Linked DNA regions of Homo sapiens: all the other regions are linked to region 1. The links are chromatin contacts, found by Hi-C in ENCODE. All regions are on one chromosome and are shown on one strand. Each heading gives the region's core, a stretch centred on a gene start or an enhancer-like site at or near the end of the contact. The rest is flanking DNA. Distances are from core to core; before and after follow the strand shown.

What was found. Hi-C counts contacts between places; a loop is a spot of excess contacts on that map. Pooled maps may share reads with other maps.
Region 2: a loop to region 1 is called in a map with no recorded cell type, with 11 times the contacts of the local background. The contact joins two enhancer-like sites. A Hi-C loop is called at or near these places in 6 of 37 single-sample maps with no recorded cell type and 6 of 50 pooled maps.
Region 3: a loop to region 1 is called in a map with no recorded cell type, with 11 times the contacts of the local background. The contact joins two enhancer-like sites. A Hi-C loop is called at or near these places in 2 of 37 single-sample maps with no recorded cell type and 2 of 50 pooled maps.

What each region holds. Positions count from the first base shown.
Region 1 is chr7:50,663,129-50,667,002 of GRCh38, reverse strand. All of the region lies in intron 7 of GRB10 (growth factor receptor bound protein 10), which reads left to right. Among named protein-coding and RNA genes, the nearest start is that of DDC, 100 kb to the right of the region's middle. RefSeq lists a cis regulatory region at 3,739 and an enhancer at 3,655-3,824. Within about 2 kb of position 2,227, at least 12 of the 41 ENCODE cell types and tissues checked have a DNase peak (open chromatin) inside an H3K27ac peak, as active enhancers do.
Region 2 is chr7:55,532,177-55,536,050 of GRCh38, reverse strand. All of the region lies in intron 1 of VOPP1 (VOPP1 WW domain binding protein), which reads left to right. Among named protein-coding and RNA genes, the nearest start is that of VOPP1, 38 kb to the left of the region's middle. RefSeq lists enhancers at 965-1,124, 1,145-1,754, 1,795-1,854, 2,195-2,264, 2,335-2,454 and 2 more. Within about 2 kb of position 1,635, at least 21 of the 41 ENCODE cell types and tissues checked have a DNase peak (open chromatin) inside an H3K27ac peak, as active enhancers do.
Region 3 is chr7:55,307,483-55,311,356 of GRCh38, reverse strand. No RefSeq gene overlaps it. Among named protein-coding and RNA genes, the nearest start is that of ELDR, 54 kb to the right of the region's middle. RefSeq lists a silencer at 376-560. Within about 2 kb of position 2,241, at least 4 of the 41 ENCODE cell types and tissues checked have a DNase peak (open chromatin) inside an H3K27ac peak, as active enhancers do.

The DNA.
Region 1 (3,874 bases), core at 978-3,477:
AGTGGCGCAATCTCGGCTCACTGCAAGCTCTGCCTCCTGGGTTCACGCCAGTCTCCTGCCTCAGCCTCCTGAGTAGCTGGGACTACAGGCGCCCGCCACCACGCCCGGCTAATTTTTTGTATTTTTAGTAGAGACGGGGTTTCACCGTGTTAGCCAGGATGGTCTCGATCTCCTGTCCTTGTGATCCGCCCACCTCGGCCTCCCAAAGTGCTGGGATTACAGATGTGAGCCACTGCGCCTGGCCCTGCCTCTCTCCTTTTTAAGTGACTCCTTGGTAGCTCCGTAATGTGATAAGAGATCAGATGCTGGTGTCCAGAGACCCCAGGTCTGAGAGCAAGCAACTACCATGATGTGGACCTGGCGCTCCTCACAGCATGCTGAGCCCCCTGGCCCGCGTGCTGGGACAGGGTGGGAGAGTGGCAGTGGTCTCACTGCAGCATTTGTGGGCCCTCACGGATCTGAGTTCCACCTGCAGCTCTGGTGTGTCTCCTTTCTAGACATGTAAGATACAAGCTCAGTGCCCTGTAAAGGCTACGGGCCAATGGGACTTGATGAAAGGAAGGAGGGGAGGGAAAATTCTGCATGGGAGTAGTCATGGGTAGAGAAGAGCCCTCAGCCTCCTATTCAACAGCACGCGATTCCTCCAATGCCGCCTCCCTCTGAGCTCTCTGCCTTCGCTCACCTTGAGCCCCTACAACGGGCCGGGTGTTTTGCCAGACCCTGAGACCAAGAGGTTGACCGCAAAGTGGGCCCTGCTCTCGTGAGCTTAGCACGATGGTGACAGAGTGAAGAGCTATCTGAGAGGAAGCAGGATGGAGTAGTTGGTAGTCTAAGACGTGGCAGGCATGTGCCAAAAGAGAGCAGCCATTATTCTATCTAGAAGGACAGGGAGGTCTTCCCCAGCTGCCTTGCGTCCTCTCCCTGGGGATCCCAGAGCATGCAGCAGCCCCAGGCAGGCTTACCAAGTTCTTCCACGATGACTGCACCCTGGCTTCGTGACCCTGCATTGGCCAGGTTCTTCCTGAGTGCTGTGCTGAGTTTGCTAAGGGTACCCATGGGGCTTGCCTGAGTCATCTGGGTTGGCGGGAATAGCTGAGTTTCAAACCTGTGATCCTCCAGCTGTGGGGGAGACGTACACCGGCGCAAAGGGGGCTACTTCTGATCGGAGATCCACGTGCTGGGATGTCACCGTCTGACAGCCCACTCATTCCTTCCTGCCTGGCTGTCCTTCACCTGCCCTGGATTCAACTTCCTCACCCTGCCCAGGCTCTGCTTCCTCTTCTGGGTCTGGGGTCCTGCCCAGGTGCTTCTACAGAAGCAGTGCAGGGTCGGTCTCACCTCCCTGGTCCCACCCAGGCTCGTTGCTACCCCCACGTGGGGTGGCACCCGCCCTGCAGCTGCTCAGCATTTGGCCAGGGGGAGCCCTGAGAGCAGTTTGTCCAACGTGTTATGGGTTCCAAACCTGGGCCGGTCAGACCCTTGGTGGAAGCATGGAAATCTGGAGCCAGTAAACCCAGGCACTTCCACGCACCTCTGCCACTGGCTCATGGGCCCTCACTGGTGTTTGGGTGCTCATAAATAGTGTGAGATGTTTTGGAGTTGTCTTTCTAGACTTCTTGGGCTTTCTGTTTTATTTTGTTGTTGATGATGAATTTTAAAACAGCAATGTTTTGGCTTGTTAATATTTAAGCCAGAGTCTATTGGTCTTGCGTTTACCTGAGGTTGTACTCTATGGCTTCACCATTAAAGTGAGAGAGCACACAGACCTATTCCCTCACGGAAGGCAAAAACTGATGTTAGAGCAGACATCCCCCTTTGCTCTGGGAGAGTGCATAGAGGAACCGTGATGTATGGTTTTACATAGTGTCTGTTAGAGGTGACAGCAGTCCTCCTTGTCAGCAGTGAGTGACTTTCATTGGAAGGTATAGCTTCTGTGGAGATGATTCCATCATTTATTAAATGGCATTTAATTTTATTCAGTGGTTTGATTTATTTAAGTTTAATAATACCTCGTCATTGACTTACCAAAAATACAAATACATAAGAATTTCTTTCTGAGTGTTTAATTTCTTTCCTCTAAAAGGTGGTGAAATTAAATTAGTCATTGTTCAGGAAACTGGATATTTGTGGTAAAAATCAACAGGGTATTTTTAACTGCTTTGTGACTCATTTGAAAAGACAGGCTGTTGTGGTAAGGGTGATTGATATAGCAAAGACTTGTGAGCCCTGAGGCCAAGCACCATGCTCCGGCCGGAGAGGCTGGGCTCACGGTCTAGTTGGTGCCACTGGGTCTCTGTGGTGAGGCTGCCTTTGATCTTGGTGCCCTGGCAGACACTGGCTGCAGTGGTCCTCCTTTGCGTCAGACCCTCCGGGGCCTTCTGAGTTGAGGAAGCGCCATGCAGTGTGCCTGGAGCTGGCCTCGGGTGTCGGGAGGGAGGGGCACCACAGAAGGATGTGCTCCGAGACCTGGGACTTGGGCCAGGTGCCAGACAATCCTGGGTAAATACCAGAGCTGTCCCCCCTGCCCCCACAGACACACTGCAGAGGACCCTGGCAGGTGGGCTGGCCCCCCGCCACGGCCTGGTGACTGTCTCCCTCTGCTGTACTTCTTTAAGGTCCTGGGAGAGGAGAGAAAGGTGAGTGGGGTGCCATTTTCTTCCTGCAGGTGCTGGGTGAAGTTCAGAAGGCTCTGAGAGGCTGAGGGGAGCCATGTGTATAGGTACATTTGACTGTTCAGGCTGGTGGGTACGATACCCTGTAGGGGGGCTGTCCCAAAGGCCTTCTCGGTTCCTGCATTCTGATCCTGGCTGTTTGCTGTGTGAGGAGGGTGTCAGCTCAGCGACATCAGAAGTCAGGGCAGAAGTAGCTCCTCGAGGCAAGACTGAGCGTCGGTGTCCACGCTAGGGAAGAGGGGCCCTGTGTCCACAGCCACCGCCCATCAGCCGAGCATGGCCAGCAGGAGCATGGGACCAGTGTCACCAGAAAATTGGATGCTTTGAGAGAAATCAGAATTGCCACTGAAGACCTGAACTCTCCACATTTTGCACATTTCAGTGTCTGTAAGCACTGTGTGGGCTGAAGCAGACACCCTGGCAGGCAGGTCCTGGCCTGCTGGTTTCGGCTGTGGCATCCTGCGAGGTGACTCCTATGGTGTCTGCATTGTCTCCCTGCACCTGGCATGCCAGGGGCTTTCCCTGATGGGCACTGGATCTGGCGTCCACTAAGGGCTCAGCAAGCTGGGATGATGGCCCGAATCTAAAAAGGATTACATTAAATAGGCTTTCAAAATGATGTCTGCACATGCAGCTACAAAAGTATCACCAAGAGGATGGCAGCTGCAGCCACTGCTGCTTGTGAGAGAAGGGCTCAGTTAGTTAGACACGTGGCTCCAGTCAGCAGTCCAGTATGACCTTTCCTGAGTGGCTGGCTTGACCATTCTGCTCTGACAGAAATAGGTTTTCTAGAAGCTAGTGGCTTTGTTGTGTTCTTTCTTGGATGCCATTATCCCTGTGAGAAGGACCCTAGTCACATGGCACTCATCCCAAGTGGAGGGACTCGATGGTGAGAGGCTGTGGCAGGAGGCAAAGGAGAAAATGGGAAGTGGTTAAGGATCATTTGGGGCACTTGTGGCTATTTCCTACAGCACACACATGGGAGGGATGCCTCCTACTCTCTGGGTCCAGAGGCTGGAACAAGGGCCAGAGAGGTACAGGGAGGTGCCACCTACTCCTTGTGGGGGAAGGTCCCTTCACCTGTCAGCATCCCCAGGGAGGGGGCTGCCTGGGGTCCCACTTCCTGTCACTGGAATGTCCCAGCAGCATCTCACTCTGCAGCAGGAGTGGCCTTGCCCTTCCCAGGCTGTGCTGGCTTTATC
Region 2 (3,874 bases), core at 386-2,885, 4.9 Mb before region 1:
CTTACTCCTCAGGAGCTCCTGAAGACCCAACCCTGCAGGAGGAGCCAGGGCCCTGAGTGCATGATCCTTGCTTGGCACAGAGTGTGGGTCAGGTGTAGGAAAGAGTCGGTCGTCATCAAGGAAAGAACACTGTCTTTGGAGATAGTCTCAGACCTGCGGTAAGTTGATGTCTGCCTGCCCAGCCTCTGCACAGAGGGACAGTGCCCCAACTGCATCCTGGGATGGCAGACACAGTGCTGAGCATGTCTGCTGGTTGAGGGCAGCCCACTCCTTCCCATGGTCTCATTAGGACCAAATAAGTTCACGGAAGGGAAGATTCCTTGTAAGCTGAAGTGCTGAGAGTTAAATTTAATCAGAGCCCCAAGGGGGAAAACTAACAACTCACCTTCTGGAAGTCTCGAAAATTTTCATCCAAGTGACACTGAGGCTGAGGCTCCGTTGGTGGAAACTCTGAAGAAGTGTTTTCCAGATGGAAGTGAATAGACCTAGGGTTCTCTAGAGGTGCATGGATGGAAATGGCTGCGGGGCGGGGGACTGGGAGGAGCGGCAGAGACAGGAAGAGCCAATGGCATGTGGGGGCGGCCAGGCCAGAAGGACACTCCCTGGGGTCTGTACTTCACCCTCAGTGAGGCAGCAGGGTTTCCAGGGGGAGCCTGCCCCAGTGCCCTCTGAGCTCACTGAGCTTTGCCCTGATCAGTCAGCCCCACTCTTTTTGCTTGTTTGTGTAATGAAGCCCACTGAAGATAAAATTGCATTCAGAAGAAAGAAAATTATGACCTCAAGGGGAAGCAAAGAGAAACCCACAGTGAATGGGGAGCCCCTGGAGATTTTCTAGCAGGAGTTGGTGTGCTGTGTGCCCTCCTTTCCTATTCTCTATGACAGAGCCCTGCGTAGCCCCCTGAGCTTTGTCAAGGCTGCTGAGAGGTTTAGGGGCAGGTGCAGTGTCAGGAGTCCCCCAGCCAGGCCCTGGCACTAGAGGCCATGCGGCCAGACTTGGATGTGGCAGTGGTCTTGGGGCAGGTGCTGCAGGCTCTACCACTCTTCAACTGTGTCTTCCTGTTCTCCTCTTCTCCCATCAGCAAGCTCACCCCCTGGCTTTTGATGCCAGCCTCCTTTGTGGTGTGGCAGGAATGTCCTGGGAAGAGACAAGGCTTGACCACGTGGATGGAGTGGGAAGACAGGAGGCACTGGGGACAGCATGTGGCTGGGGTGAGCTAGTGGGCGGTGGTACTTTCCCCAAAGTCCAGAGCACTGGGTGGGAGCAGCGCTCAGCTGTAGGGATGTCTGGTGTGAGGTTCTTCTGGGCACCTGGCAGAGATCCCAGGTGGCAACTGGCAGAAGGTCCCCAGCTCAGAGTGGGCCCTGCATGGCGTTGTATGCTGGTGTTCTTTTGTGGGCAGGACACCTGCAAGAGGGCTACAGCTGGAGAAATGGGTGGGGAGGAGTGGCTGTTGACAGCTCCCTGGGCCCAGAGAGAATTGAGTCAGAATTGGGGAAATTGCAGAGCGAGCTCAAAAGCAGAAACCCAGTTGGGGGAAAGTACTGAGCCCAGGGCTCTAAATGACTAATGCAGAAATGATGTTAAGTTTACCTCCAGTCAGAGTGAAACTTTGGGCAGCCCCCGCTCCCTACACGCAGCTGCCCTTCAGGGGAAGTGAGAATTGGCCCAAGCCACAGGTGACCATGACAGGACCTTGCACTAGCTGAGACCCGAGGGTTTAGGAAATTATATGAGAAATGAAGCAAGAGATGATTATCTTTTGACAGCCAAGTCCCCAGATGGAATTTAGATATTTGAACTAGGCCTAAGGAATGTCTGTCTATTAAGTGTCTGTAGAAATTTCTGTCATCTGCTTGCACTTGCTGTTTTACTCTGCTACCATTCTTTTCTCTCTCCATCTCGTAAAAAAAAAAAAAAAGCTACATGAAATGATTTCCTTCACGGATTTTAACAAGCCAGGACACAGTGACAGCTATTAGAAATTATAGCTGACAGGGCTGGGAGACAGCTGTACAGTTTGCTGGTGACCTTGCACAAATGAGTTGTTTTGGGTGGAAAAGCTGTTGCTTATTTACAACACTGAGGCAGAGTTGTTGCTTTTGGATCTGAGTTTTGCCATCCTCCTTCCTGTGGGTGTTTTCACTCATCTACCTCCCTACCCACCCACCACACACTGGGTACGAGAAAAGGTAAGAAGAAAAGACTGGGAGGATCAGAGGATATGAAGGTCAGTCCCCAGACAACATCATCGAAGTTCACCCCATCACTATGTTGATGACTGAGGAGGGAAAGCCAGGTAGGGATTTAGGATTAACCTGAGTGCTGTTCTACATTCAGCCTCCCTTGCTAGTCTCCCTGATGGGGACTTTCCTTTGGTGGGTAGTATGAGGGGTTCTTTGAGTTAGCAGAGTCCCTTCCATCTGAAGAAGCTGAGGCTCAGGGGAGTTTCCAGGCAGTGAGACCCTAGGTCCGGAAGGTTCCCTGATGTGGTGTCCCACATAGCTGCTTCCTCTTTCGTGGTTAAAAGCAGATGGCAGACAGCACAGTCAACCACGGTCATCTCTGAGGCTGACTCAGAGCAGGCAGGTGTTTTTTTGTTTTTGTTTTTTTTTCTTGGCACAGGGAAATCTAAATGAGAGAAGAAATATTTATAAGTGATGGCTCTGGAAGCTGCTTGTGGGTGGACAGTGATGCCCTTCCTGAGTGGGGAAGGCAGGGGCATTTCTGCTGCTGTCCTTGGGCACTGCCTTTCAAGAGCACCACACTGCCCCTTGCATGCACCCACAGACAACACTGAGTGACCGGCCTCCATCCTCACTGGTCTGACCTGGAGGCAGCTGACTGAACCAGCTTTTAGGAGGCACTCATGTGAGTTTGTGTTAAACAGAAATGATTGAGTTGATTGGGTTCAGGAGAGAGACAGAACTGGCATCAAAATCACCTTCCTGGCACATATGTTCTCAGTCCTCCTGGTTTTAGCTTAGGCCTCCACACTGCCAGAGACTCCCTGAAGATTTTCTGATACACAGATGCTGCTTTGGGGCAGCACGTGGAACTGACTCTCTTTCTCCCCAAATTTGCTGTAACAGCTTAGTCCCTTAACATTTATAACCAATCAATTCATGACAAGAAATAGAAAGTCTTCTAAGCACAAGAAATTGCTTTTTGACTCCAGGTTAAATATTACCAGATTTAATGAAAATGCATATTACTAGAATTGAGGGGGTGTGAAATTTGGTAGTAGTGAAAAGGAATGAGAGGAGTACACGTGGCAGTGCTTCCCAGTACCTTCCTGGGAAGAGAATGCTGACAGGGTGTGCCAGAAGCCATGAAAACTTCCATGGAAAGGGGAGGAGCCTCCCTCAGATTGCTTTGAGCTGTATTTTTCCACACCAGGGTATCATTTCCAAGCTGGTGGTTGTAACTAGTGTAGTTTCTAAACTTCTGTTTTTTGTTTGTTTGTTTTTCTGGTTCATTTTGGATCACAGGTTCCATATTCTCACTCTCCATAGAGACACAAAAGTACGTTGTAGAGAATGTTAACTGCATCTTTAGGTTGAGCTTTACTTGACCATGATTCTCAAGAATAAACCGACACAGCACACAATGTAACGACTTAGCAGGAGGCTCTTAGAATAGTGGGCATGCGCCAGGTGGTTCGCATACACTGTTTCATGTAAACCTCAAGGCAAGACAGAAATACCTCTCTCCAGTCTGTAGACAAAGAACCAAAGCTTAGAGACCTTCGGTGACCTGACCATGGTTGGGTCACTGTTCAGGCACAGAAGCAGGCATGCGGCAGGTGCTGTGTGTGTTTATTCTAGTAAGTCACATTGTCTTTAAATGTGGGTGGCACCATCATTTATTCAGCCT
Region 3 (3,874 bases), core at 992-3,491, 4.6 Mb before region 1:
GCAGGCACTCGGCAGGCTGAGGCAGGAGAATCAGGCAGGGAGATTGCAGTGAGCCGAGATGGCAGCAGTACAGTCCAGCTTCGGCTCGGCATCAGAGAGAGACTGTGCAAAGAGAGGGAGAGGGAGACCGTGGGGAGAGGGAGAGGGAGAGGTCAACTTTCCAATGAAATACTTAGGATGGACCTCATTATCTTTTCCTTCAAATCCTGCCTTCCTTCGTATTTTCTAGCAATGGTCGCCGTGTTATCCACCCAGCACCTCAAGCTACAGTCAGCCCTGACCTCATGCCCTCCATCCCTTTTCAAATATGTCACTAATATCTTTTGATTCCAGCTCCAAGACACATTGTGAATCTGTCCATATCTCTTCACATCCCTTGTCCCCACTTTAAATTGGTGCTTCTCAACTATAGGTGATTTCCCCCAACGAGGGACATTTGGCAATGTCCAGTGGACATATTTTTGTGTGTCATGACTCGGGGAGGGAGCTATTGGCATCCAGCAGGCAGAGCCAGGGATGCAAAGCATGCTGCCGTGCACAATACAGCCCTCACAGCAAAGATCAATGAGATGCCAAATGTCACTGATGTGGCTGTGGAGAAACCTGGCTCTGCAACACCCCTTCTTGCCTGCCTGGCGAATTCACCCAGTAACCAACTCACTGCGTCCATTCTTGCTGCACCTCTGACCTTCCTTCACAGGGCCTTTATAAATGCTAATTTGACCATATTACCATTCTGCTTAAAATGCTAATGATTTCCCAGGGCTTTCAAGATAAATCTCAAAATTCTGAACGTGGCTCACTAGCCTTGCATGGTGTGTCCCCTGCCAAGGTCACTGTCCAGCCTGTGGCTCTCTTCTCTAGCTGCCTGTGCTTCAGGAGTGCTGGTAACTGCCTCCTTCGGTTCCCTGGCTCCCACCCTCCATAGGTCCTTGGCGCTTCCTCTTCCTTTTGCCTGGCAGGCTCTCACTTTCCCTTACCTCCCTTCACTCTGCTCCTGCAGCTCCTGCAGATTTTAGTGCAGAGACCTTCTCACCAGGGAGGCCTTTCTGCATTTCCCAGACTGACTGGGAACGCCTAGTTGCAGCACTATAATTGTGATTAACCAGTAGTGTAATTGGTTGTTGGAAGTCTGAATCTTATGTGAAAACATCAGCTCTGCAGTGGCAGGGGCTGTATCCCCAGAGCCTATTGTGGGGCTTCCACCTAGAAGGGCCTCAAAGGACTATGAGCAAATGAATGAAACATGTGGTACCTAACGAATACCACTTCTGGTACACAGTAGGCACTCAGTAAATCCTTGAGGAATGGCTGACTATGTAAATGTCCTTGCGTCTACATTTTATTCAGCTTGAATGAATGAGATTTTCAGAATCTGTGTCCAGTTCCTGTCCTAGCAAACCAGGTCGAAGGCATCATGCTCTTCTGAGAGGTGTTTCTTCACTTTCCTTCAGTTTCAAATTTATTTGTAATGACAAGTAAAGGTGCTAAAACCACTACTACCAGAGTGCAGCTGGGGATTTTCTATGGCTCTGACTTCAGACAGCAAATTTAGATACTCCCTGACTCCTGAGAAATAACGGTTCCCATCCACACTTCATTTTCCATTCCTTTGACACTGACTTTTATTGGACAATCTTAATTCTTCAGCATTCCTGATGGCGTGTTTAACAGGCTTCCTGGTTTCTTGAGCTCACAAAGCAGAGCAGCCAAGTCACAGATGGAGTGACTTCTGAGCCCCGACTTAGTGTGGGCACCAAAGGCATGGGAGGAGGAGCACGGGACTCTAACCGAGCTGGAGGAACCGTGTCTGGAAGGTTGAGGCCCAAATGTGCAGGGGCCAAAAATGTAGAGGTCAAGGCAGAAAACCAGAGTGAATATCATGTTCGTGGTAGGAAATGTCCAGTTGTGTCAGTGTGAATCACACAGAAGGTGTGGAGGCAGTCAGCTCCAGACAAGTGGGCTAAAGTCTCTGAGCATGTGTCCTCACCTGTAAAACGGGGCTAATGAGCGCCCACTGCATGTGCTTGTGAGGATGAAATGAGCTGGCGGCTCAGGCCTGGTGTGGTAATGAAATGAGCTGGTGGTTGAGGCCTAGTGTAGTAATGAAATGAGCTGGTTATTGAGGCCTAGTGTGGTAACGAGCGCCCACCGCATGGGCTTGTGAGGAGGAAATGAGCTGGTGGCTCAGGCCTGGTGTGGTAACGAAATGAGCTGGTTGTTGAGGCCTAGTGTGGTAACGAGTGCCCACCGCATGGGCTTGTGAGGAGGAAATGAGCTGGTGGTTCAGGCCTGTTGCAGTAACCAGCACCCACAGCATAGGCTTGTTGTGAAGATGAAATGAGTTAGTGTTTCAGGCCTGGTACACAGTAGGTGCTATTTAGGCATTAGCCATTACTGTCAACTCACGTTTAGCTTGCATTTGGGGGAGTTTCAGCTTCAGATTAGGAAGGTTATAACTCCCAGGAGGAAACAGCCCAGGATAAATGATGAAACCTACAATCAGGGATCACAAACTACATGCAAAAAGAGGCCAGGAAGCCAATATGACCAAGCCAGAGAGCCAGGTGGAAACTTACACAGGAGAGATGCATGCCTCCCTCAGGGGCAGCAGCTGCTGAGCCCAGGAGACCCAACACTCTAGGGAATGTGGGCCCAGCAGGGTCACAACTTCCAAATTTTCAAGAGCAGCTGGGAATCCTGATTTTATATGAGGTCCTCAATGTTCAATGTTGGCAATAAATTCAAAGTTGTCTTGTTACTTTGGAAAGATATAAAAGTAAAAGTTGCTTTGTTACTTTGGCAGGGTTGCCAGACCATGATAGGCATGGTCTGGATACGGCCAAGGCTTGCTAGCCTGTGACCGCCACTGAGAGATTATCTGGTTGCTCTAGAGGTCTGACCCAAAGGAATTTCAGACACTGAGCAGCTGAACATACTAATGACCAGACGGCTTTCAACACCAGAGGTATTTGGAGTATGTGAGTTGCTCAAAGATGAGCAAGTGTTTCCCTTGATAAGAGAGGAGATAGATTTTATATAATATAGTTGGGAGATTTGTAAAATAGTTTAGCAATGAATTGCCTGTCTGTGCTTAGAAAAGCAAGAAGTGGCTAGAATTTGGCATTGGATTTGATGAAAAACTATGCAAACCAGCTTTTTGTTTCTTTCTTTGTTTTTTTGTTTTCGGACACAGGGTCTTGCTCTGTCACCCAGGCTGGAGTGCAGTGGTGCAATCATGAATCACTGAAGCCTCAGTCTCCCATGCTCAAGTGATTCTCCTGCCTCAGCCTCCCAACTACCTGGGACTGCCTGTATGCACCTCCACAGTCAGCTAATTTTTGTATTTTTTATAGAGACGGGGTTTTGCCATGTTGCCCACACTGGTCTCGAACTCCTGGGCTCAAGTCTCTGCCTGCCTCAATCTTCCACAGTGCTGGAATTACAGGAGTGAGCCACTGTACCTGGCTCCAAAGTAGCTTATTTCCTTTTGAACCCAGTTTTAAGATCAAAAGATTGGTAGAATGAGCAACACTGACACTGAAATTCTGCAAGGCATTTGATCTTTTTACTTCGTTTTGTCCACATTGCCCCTTTGGATGAGAGGGAAATGCAGGTTAGACAATGATGCAATGGGCATGAGTGTTGAGCAATAAAGTCTAAGTGCATGTCTTTCTCAAAAGGTAGTCTAAGGCCCAGGGAACATCAGGGAAAACAGTACAGGGAAATTGCTCTCAAGAAAATAAGAGTTTAAAGAAAAAATGAAGAAAAGTACATAGAAGGGAAATTCAAACAGAAGAGGATGGGTGTGTGGTGGCCTTTCAATAGTGTGTGTGAAGGCCTCTTCCACACTTTCACTGGAGACTTCAACGAT